Regions from separate parts of the Homo sapiens genome. Here region 2 is linked to region 1. Evidence: chromatin loops called from intact Hi-C (ENCODE). Cell type or tissue: Calu3. All regions are shown on one strand.

The links. A loop is a pair of places that touch in the nucleus more often than their neighbours do. Peaks named below come from ENCODE experiments on the same cell type or tissue, not always from the same donor. Only the 100,000 strongest peaks of a DNase experiment are listed, where the experiment ranks them.
Region 2: it touches region 1 in a loop (6-fold over the local background); 12 of 110 quality-filtered maps call a loop at or near these places.

The regions. Positions count from the first base shown.
Region 1 is chr20:6,817,571-6,822,570 of GRCh38, forward strand. No RefSeq gene overlaps it. Among named protein-coding and RNA genes, the nearest start is that of BMP2, 52 kb to the left of the region's middle. In Calu3, no CTCF peak of the experiment used is centred here; a DNase peak (open chromatin) is centred at 2,211.
Region 2 is chr20:6,174,542-6,179,541 of GRCh38, forward strand. No RefSeq gene overlaps it. Among named protein-coding and RNA genes, the nearest start is that of FERMT1, 54 kb to the left of the region's middle. In Calu3, no CTCF peak of the experiment used is centred here; no DNase peak of the experiment used is centred here.

The DNA of each region.
Region 1 (5,000 bases):
CCTGTGCAACATGGCAAAACTCTGTCTCTACAAATAAATACAAAAAATTAGCTAGGTGTGGTGGTGCACGCCTGTGGTCCCAGCTACTCAGGAAACTGAGGCTAGAGGATCACTTGTGTCTGGGAGGTCAAGGCTGCAGTGAGCCAAGATTGCACCTCTGCACTCCAGCCTGGCCAGCAGAGTAAGACTCTGTTTCAAAAAAATAAAAAATGAAAATAATAAAAAAAAAGAGACCTGTAATGCCAGGCACTGTCATTTTCTTGTAGAATAGGGCATTCCATCAGAAGTTATCTAATAGTTGGAGCCTCATACTCCTGATTATTCCATAAGCCAATGACTAATATTTCACAATGATAATGTCTTTTTACTGGATTCCCAAAAACATATTACCACATTTTGATAATTTAAAGATTCACACTTAAAAAATGTTTTCATTCGTTTTCTTTTTGATACGGTTTGGCTGTGTCCCCACCCAGATCTCATCTTGAATTCCCACATGTTGTGGGAAGGACCTGGTGGGAGGTAATTGAATCCTGGGGTCAGGTCTTTTCCATGCTGTTCTTGTGATAGTGAATAAGTCTCGCGAGATCTGATGGTTTTAAAAAGAGGAATTTCCCTGCACAAGCTCTCTTCTCTCGTCTGCTGCCACGTGAGACATGCCTTTCACCTTGAGCCATGATTGTGAGGCTTCCCCAACCACGTGGAATTGTAAGTCCATTAAGCCTCTTTCTTTTGCAAATTGCCCAGTCTTGGGTATGTCTTTATCAGCAGTGTGAAAACAGACTAATAACACTTTTTGTGATAGATTAAATTTTCCATGTACTAAGAAGACATAAAAAAGAATAGTGCAAATTGTAAGGAAATTTAAAATATAAGTTAACCAATGTGATGAAAATAAACAGAAGCCTAGATCTCCCCATAGAAGAAGGTGCTTTGGGATTGCTGGTTTCTGTAGTCTTCTTTTACCAGCAGGATGGAGACAGGGTCCCTGATGAGAATGGGGTGATTGCTAAGGGTGTTGGTATGGTGAGAATTCAGGGTGAGGCTGCTGACCAGGGTACTGAGAGGGGAAATTCTGAGAAGTGCAGCTGCCTGCCCATTCCGGTGAAGAGTGAAGATGGACAGAGCTTTGCACTGACCCTGTTGCTCTTCCCGCTGGGGTGGCCAGTGTGGAATCCAATGAGCTACTAACAAGGACAGTTACCTTTGCAGATAAAACAACAGTAATTTAGAGGAGAATTGCAATTTACTGGGATTCACTAAAAGACTACCCACGAGTGAACACTACTTGCTATTTTATATTTGTCCAATCAAATTTAAAAGATGTTTATTAGCTCATGCCTTTCTACGGTAATGCATCATCTTTCATGGGATTGTAGAGAAGCTCAGTGCAATAATTTCTCTGGTTCAATTCCTTTGCTACATATAATTAATCTGCATTGATAACTATGGTATTTTGGGGATGTATCATTTGGGAATTGCATTCTCAAATACCTTTATTGTGATGCTAAAGAGTCCCAAATCATAGTATATTAAACCAGATATATATATTTCCTTTCATATAACAAGAGAGTTGAAAGGAGGTAGTGCAGAGATGAAATGAAAGTCCATAGCCCTACCACGGTCTTAGCGGGTTCTTTCCTTCTGTTTTACCATCATTAGCATATGGTTCCCTGATGGTTGTTTCAGAATAGAACGATGGCTGCTACAACAACCAGCCATAGCATCCATTTCATAAGCAGAAAGAATGAGCAAGGGAGAAAATATTCCTACTAGTTCAGCAGGCCCCCTTTAGATAACTCTCTTAGATGACCCAGACAAAGACTTCCTCTTCCATCTTATTACCCAGCATGATCTTCTAGAGAGGTGGGGAAATGTAGTTGTACCTGCCCTCAACAACATAAGGATCCTGTTAGTAAAAAGGAAGGGTAATATGAATATCGGGTAGGCAAGTGGTAGACTCTGGCTACCACTGTGCGGCATTTTAGTGAATGAAAGATGACGATGTGGCATGTATATTCTTAGAAAGGCCATGTAAGATGATGTTATCTATGGGTCAAATGAATTTCCCTTCAGGTGACCAAGGTATTTACACACATTCCTTGCAGGCATTAAAAAGAAAAAAGGAAGGAGGGCAGGGAGAAAGCCACTGCCACAGTTGTGGCCGAGTGAAAGGTGAACACCTAGGTGTGGTAGTTCCAGTATGGCAGATGGAATTGTTCACTCTTTCAGTGCCCCCTTGTGCCCAATATACTGTAACAGGATAATACAGGGAAACAGTCAAGAAAGAAACTTTTTGAAAACTCCATTCATTAAAGCTACAGTATAGCAATGTGTGGTTTTAGCTACTAGAAATGCAAAAAAATAAAAAATACCTATACAGTATATAACTTCATGATGCTGGGACAAGACGTCACAATGTTAAGGCATATCTTTCTTGTGCTAAGTAGTTCTCTTGTCAAAAAATATGTTTTCCATTTAAATTTGGAGTTGTTGGGCTTTTTTCCTCCCTTATATTTATGTATGGTCTGATTTTTTTTTTTTGTATTGGCTGGTTCTTCATTAATCTACCAAGCTAACTGTATTTATATGTAAACTCAAGCCTGATGCAAGGGTCTTTTGTTTCTTTGTTTTATTTTATTTTTAAATAACTGTCTGAAAAGCAGTGGAATATGGGTTGCAAAATTTACCAGCAGCACTATCATCCAACAATCAGTTTAAAAAGGTGAAGCAAAAATAAGGCTGCTCACACCCCTGTTATGGGTAGGCACTCATTGAACATTGTGTGTGCCCTGTAGACCTGCATTCTCCAGTGGTCCCAGTCCGGTTCCACAGAATCAACTTTTAGAACTGTAATCATCAATACAGACCAACTTACTCAACTCCCTCTTTCACAGATAAAGAAGCTGAAGTCACGAAGGAAAAACAAATCCTGTCACAGTCTCATGGGACGGGGTAGGAACTAGAACCAACGACTCATCCAGAGTTCATATTAACTCCGAACTGTTGCCACCATTTACAGAGACTCATAGGAGAAGCCGCTTGCTCTACAGTGTGAGGATTGCAAGCTGTGCTAGGATTCAAGCTCAGAGTCCCTGAGCCTTTGTCTCCTGTTCTTTCCTGTGTGCTTATGTGGTCAGTCCACTTTCCTTCTCCGACATGAAGGCTTGGCCCATTCCAAGTCTCCTTTGGAAGAAAATGGGTAAACTATGAATGCCATTGTTTAACACTGTCAATTGGAATATTAAAATGTTTCTTTCATTAGAAATAAACTTTTGTCAATTTAAACAGTGGAAGAGTAATTCATCACAGGGGAAGAGGAATGAGAACCTTTGGAATTTATTTTCAATAAAAGATCCTGCTAGTAGAAGAAAACTCCTGAAACCCTGGTTTTACTGATGCCCATTAACATGTATACTTGAAGCAAGAGTATGAAGCTCTTAAAATCTGCCCTTTCAAAAACTTTAAAAAGTTATGTAGGGAGTTATAAGTACATAAGATGAAAATGAACACCTTCTCTTAGTAAATGTATTTTAGGAGCATAGAGAAATTGTAAAGAGAAAGGTGAGAGTAATAGAACTTCACCTGGTAATTTTCTGGGGTAAAAGAAAAGGGGATAAAGGTCCCGGGGCTATATTACTAAAGAACAAATGAGAAAGAAGGGCAACACACTGTTAAATAATGTATGCAACATTCTGCCCTGAAATTCTTATTTTGAGTAAGATCCTTTACCCTCCCTGACAATATGATCATATTGAACAGTTGGATTAAAAAAAAAATTGTGGTTTTGTTCAGTAAAAACCTAAATACCAGGGGAGTATCTGCTGTCTTTATACCCATATAATTAGGTGGAATGTGGAAAAATCCAATCAAGCTGTGTCTGACTGTATATCTAATCTGATTGGCTTTCAACTGGATCATAGAGGAGATAAATGGCATTTCTACAACACAGCCATTCAGTCACTTTGTTATGAACTTTTTCCTTACCTTAAATTCATCCATAAATGCCATTTAAACTCTGGTCCCAAAGGTAGTGAGGCGGTGAGTAGAAAATAGAATCTTAACACCCACTTCCTCTGTTCAGTTATGTCTTTGCTCCTTCAAGTATGGTCTGCAGGCTGGTCATCACCTGGGAGCTTGTTTGAAATGCAACTCTCAGGCCCTCACTCTGACTTGTGCAACCAGAATCAACATTTTCAAAATATCTTTGGGTAAACTGTATGCACATTAAAGTTTAAGAAGCTGTCAGTCATCTATATAACTTCTATTCACATGGAAATTCTGATTATGAACCTGCTGCTTAAATCTAAGATATTCTTCACATGACTTATACACCTATTCTGGAAAATATCTGAAAGTACCCGGGAATAAAATGCATGAGACTATCTGTGTATATATAGCTTTCTATGTTTCTGGTTGACTTTTCTTTTTTTTACTATTTTATGGCAATAAATATTTTATTGAAGCAGCTTGGGTTTTTTTTTTTTTTTTTGATTGGTTAACTGACTTATTCATCCCACAAATCTTTATTAAACACTTCATGTGCCAGTAAATAAAAAAAGATGATGAAGCCATGCCGATCTCCTCAAGAAAATCAGACTCTGGCAAGGGGAGCAAAATTAAGGTTTCAAGGAGCTCAGATATTCACAACCTCAAGCAGGTCACAGACACCCTTGCTATCATGATGAAAGCTAAACAAAACTTTTCTAGGAAAAAGTCCACAATTTCAAGGAATTCATGGTACCACTGGAGACCCTTTGTAGAACTCCTCAAGTAGGTTTTCCTAATCTTGTGCTCACCAGTCACAGTGTCTGGGATTCATGATTTCTTTCTTTTTTGAGACAGGGTCTCTGTCGCCCAGGCTGGAGTGTAGTGGCACAATCTCCACTCACTGTAACCTCCGCCTCCCGGGTTTAAGTGATTCTCGTGCCTCAGCCTCCCAAGTAGCTGGGATTACAGGCGTGCACCACCGTGCCCAGCTAAATTTTTATTTTTTTATT
Region 2 (5,000 bases), 640 kb before region 1:
ATTTTGCTTGATGCTCAGGGGACCTTTTCCATGTGGAAACCCATATCTCTCTGTTCTGGGAAATTTCCTGAATAATCAGGAAATATTTGATTATTTTTTTTCCCCTGAGCAGATAAATTTTCTTATTTTTTATCTACATTTTTCTGTCTTTTTGTTTGGTTTTCTGGGAAATTTCCTCATCTTTATTTTTCAAATACTTTATGGATTTTTAAAATTTCTGCTTAGTTTTAATTCTAAGATATCCTTTATTTTACTCCCAAGTGTTTCTTCTTATAGATTCCTGTCTATTATGGATGCTATAATACCTTCCCTTATTTATGAGAATTTTCAAGACAGTTCATAGAAAAACATTTTTTTTCCTGAACCCCATCCTACTTTGTCCATGTTTCCTCTGGTGTTCTCTTATTCTGTTAGTTTATTTTAATCTCATTTTCATGGTGGAAGTTTCCCTCAAAGGTGACTCTTGGTTGTATTGAGAGTGAGGCTAGGCATGGTAAGGATTGTTGATTGGTGGCCTTCACTGTGGGGTGATCTGATTGGGCTATTTTACTGAAAAATCTCTATATCTCAGTATCTCTAGGTTTGTTTTTTCTCATTAGTTGGTTTATTTTCTAAAAATTGTGTTGATTTTTTAAATCAATACATTTAAATCTGCTTTCTCCAGTAAATAAATTTCAATTCTCCTGCTGAAGAGGGTATAGACAGGCCTGCCTGTATCCTCGTTGCTGAGAAGGGAAGGGGAGCCAGGACTTTTACTCTTTTCTCTGTGGACTTTTTGCTCAACGACTCTGTTTTCAACATGGCACCTCACCTTTGGCTGTGCATGGGCTCTACCAACTTTATGCTCTTTAGAAACTGAACAACTAATTATCTGCTATAATCTCTTCTGTTTTCTTTGTCCCTTTGGATGTATGCCTTAGAAATCCTGTTACTACTGTTTTAGGGAGGTTCTGGCCAGCAGCCTCAACATCAGCCTCACTTTCCTGCTAGTAGCTACTTTGACCTCATGCAACCAGCTCTTCTGTAGGCCCATCTCGGTTTTCAGAAGTCTTAGGCTGGGATTTCCATTTTGTGTCAATTAGAGAAACCCTTTATGCTTAAGTTTAGCCAAACTGTACCTCATTATCTCTGCCTCTTGCTAAACCAATGCCAAAACAAGGATGAAAGTGGTTTGGGCATCTTCAGGTAGTGACTAGAACTAACCCTGGGGCCAAGTGAAACCCACCACAATCAACCATTTGCTGAAACAAGTAGATGACAAATGTTCTTAGGCAGTGTGATCTTTAAATCATAAACTACTCAGAAACAACTAAGAATCTCAGGACACAAAGTTAGTGTTTTCCAAAATTGTGTTTATCTTCAGATTCTTTTCCTGTAAGCAATGGAACTCATGTTATGAATAGCTATGTCTTATGCCATGGAGCCATTTCACTCTCTATAACCTGAAAGCCCTTATACAGCATCTAAACATGTAAGAGTCTGTGGAACCCAGGTATGAGATATTAACTGCCTCTCTTCTGAGACTTGCTCTGGAGCAGTATGAGAACAAAAAGTCCAAATTTTAGCCTCTCAGCTGCTCACTGCCTGCTGTCCCTGTAAATATATGTGAAAATGTTTGCCAGATCATTATGGTGGCTAATCAAATACCACCCTCCCTGTAATTTAATGATTTTCTGTATATATGTAATACTTCTTCTACATTGAAAAATGCTTTATTTTTGTTAATTTTATGGGTAATATATACTTCTTGGAAACATTAAAACAACATACAAACCACAGTTTTCTGAGGCTTACTCACTTCCCTGGGATGATACCCTGGGAAACTTTGTAAATGTACAAAGGCCAATCCTCTTCTACTTCAACCAGCCAGGGCTTCTGTGCACTTTATCAGCTCTCCAGATGATTCTGATGTACATCACTGTGTGGGAGCCACAGCTTTAGCTCACTGACTTGTATTCTGGTTCTATTTGCAAGACTCTTTCTCCAGGGAGGACACAGCAGGCTATAAGTACAGTTGATTCTTCTAACCCCCTTTATGCTGATTTCAGCCCCAGTAAATCATCTTCTGATTATGATTCAGCTCCCACATATATCCAGACAGGTAAAGAATGCAATGATCCTATGGATTCATGCCTTTCCTTTCCCATGACAATGATTTCTCATTGTCAACTGAGAAGATGTCCTTGAGCTTGATTAATGTGAGTCTATGCCATTGGCCATTAGAATGAGAATCCCATTAGAATCCATTAGAATCACCTGGGAAAGCTTCTAAACACCCAAATGGAAGGCCACCCCCAGATCAATTAAATGAGAATCTCTGATGATGTGATTCAGATGCCATACTTTTTGGAGTTCCCCAAGTGATTCCCAGGTGAATCCATTCCCAGTGTGCTGACAAAACCCGGTACTGAGACTGAAGGGGCTGAGGGCCAGGCTTCACTTTAGGATACTCACAAAGGCAATCCGTGTGTCCCTCTGAGACCTTTGGATGGACATCCAGCTGGCCTTTTCTGGAGAGGAACAACATACTACCCAAATAATCCTATTGACCAGTCCCCAGAAAGGCTCTGTACAATTTTATGCAATGTTAACCCAAACCAGCTGTATTGGTCAGGGTTCTCTAGAGGGACAGAACTAATGAAATATATATATATGAAGGGGAGTTTATTAAGAATTAACTCGCACAATCACAAGGTCCCACAATAGGCCATCTATAAGCTGAGAAGCAAGGAGCGTCAGTCTGAGTCCCAAAACTGAAGAACTTGGAGTCCAATATTTGAGGGCAGGAAGCATCCAGCACGAGAGAAAGATGTAGGCTGGGAGGCTTGGCCAGTCTAGTCTTTTCATGTTTTTCTGCTTGCTTTATATTCTAGCTATGCTGGCAGCTGATTAGATGGTGCCTACCCAGATTAAGGGTGGATCTGCTTTTCCCAGCCCACTGACTCAAATGTTAATCTCCTTTGGCAACACCCTCACAGACACACCCAGGATCAATACTTTTCATCCTTCAATCCAATCAAGTTGACACTCAGTGTTAACCATCACACCAGCTTAGCTAAACTAAAATTTGAACACCTTCTCTGTGAGATTTGCAAGCAACTCTGGGGTTTACTTTCCCAAGGAACTGGGCTGAGGGGGATTGGTGGGTGGGCTAGAGTCAGAGCATCCTCAGGAGGAAGGTTCCGAAGGATAGGAGATGAGAGAGATGGGAAAAAGGGCACTTGAGTTCTTGCATTACAGACCCTCTTTTTTCCTAGAAGGGTACTCCTGAGGCACTATTCCCATCCTAAAGACTAGCTGACTATTCTTCAGTTATTTGCTCCAATCCAAATTGCAAAGGTGAAAATGAGAGTTTTAACTGAACCTCAGAACTTGTTTCCAAGTAAGAAATTATCCATTCCAGCCACTTCTGACACGTCCATGTCAGCACTTCCTGTGGTTCCTGCCCCCTACTCTTTTGGTTAGTGCTATGGCTGCTGGGCTGTTGGTTTTAACCCTTCATATGCTACTGATGTCAAAGTCTAATAGGAGAGAATTTCTCAGTGTCCTTGCAGAACAGTAAAAGATGAACAGCTTCCCCAAAGGAGGCTTCCTAGAAACATTAATTTATGGGACATAAAACAACCAACTAGAATACAGAGACACAGAAGGAGGATGGAGAAGAGAGGGAGAACAAGAAATAAAGGGGCTATCTAGATTTTAAAAGTCAATAATTAGTCTGCTTTTAGCATTACTAAGATCAGATTGGGCCAGAAGGTGAGCAATCTCCTGAAATATAAGGAAAAATATCAGGATATAATTTCTGTAGATGAAATTCAACCAAGAGACTGGACTTAGTGCTTCTGATCCTAAACAAATCCTGAAAAACAGTCTCAAAAGGCAGGATTGATGGGATAAAATTGAGCACATATGAAATGTTCTGAGTGCTAGGACCTGAACACCTTTCTGAAGTTTATCTTTTAAGATTTCTTTCTTCTTGTGCCTTACTTTGAAATGACTCTACCTAAAATGAGAACAATGGCATTCTAAGATTACTCCTCAGTGTTTACAAGCCTTTTGACACATTAGGGTTTCAGATTTAGGCTCTGTGGGCCTTTTTCTCCTTTGGTAAGGAAATGTGAAGTGTAGGTGAACCCATGAAGCAAGTTCGTCCTTTGTGCTTCATGGAAAAGTGTTTTCCAGCAGAGGGCATCCTTATGCAACGAATTTCTCTACCCTCAGAATTATTTGCGGATATTGAAGTGCATTAGGGAACAGATTTTGCTTTTAAAGGCTTTGCAGTTCAGTTTGTTTTTGGCAAGTCATTTATACATAAGGTGCTAAAGTGTTAAGAGGACTTGTTCCAATTTTTTTTAAAGTTGGGTAAGTGATAAGTTGTGCTATTAATGATGATGGTAGCAGATCATAAAATGGTTTAACTAAATTTCTGCTGTTTTATTTACTCATAAATTCAACAAATACTGATTGAGTGCCTTCTGTGTGCAAGACACAGGGGTAGAAGTGGGTATATGAAAGTGAGCCTGAATCAAACCTTCCTGGAAAAAAGCTTACTATATATAAAAGGGATAGGACACAAATGCAGGAAAATAAAATACAAGACACTCTCTCTCTCTCTCTCTCTCTCTCTCTCTCTCTCTCTCTCTATATATATATATATATATATATATATATATATATATATATATATATATATATAGTGTGTGTGTGTGTGTATTCTTATTAGAAGCACTGACTTCTCTAATATTAATTGTTAGTAGGCTTTCACATTTTTTCCATTTCCTGCTAGAGGGCAGCTAGAATATTCAAGTTGTTTTCGAATGTTTTAACTTCTGCCAAAATTGATTTGTTTAGGCTTCCTTTCTTCCTATTTTCAAACTCCATCTATATTTTAGGAGGAAATTAATCTGTACATTGCAATTCTGCCTGCAATTTTAAAAATAGATTATTTGGAAAGACTTGTTCATTGTCTCGGTATTCTCTAAACTCTTTCCATTTCTAGT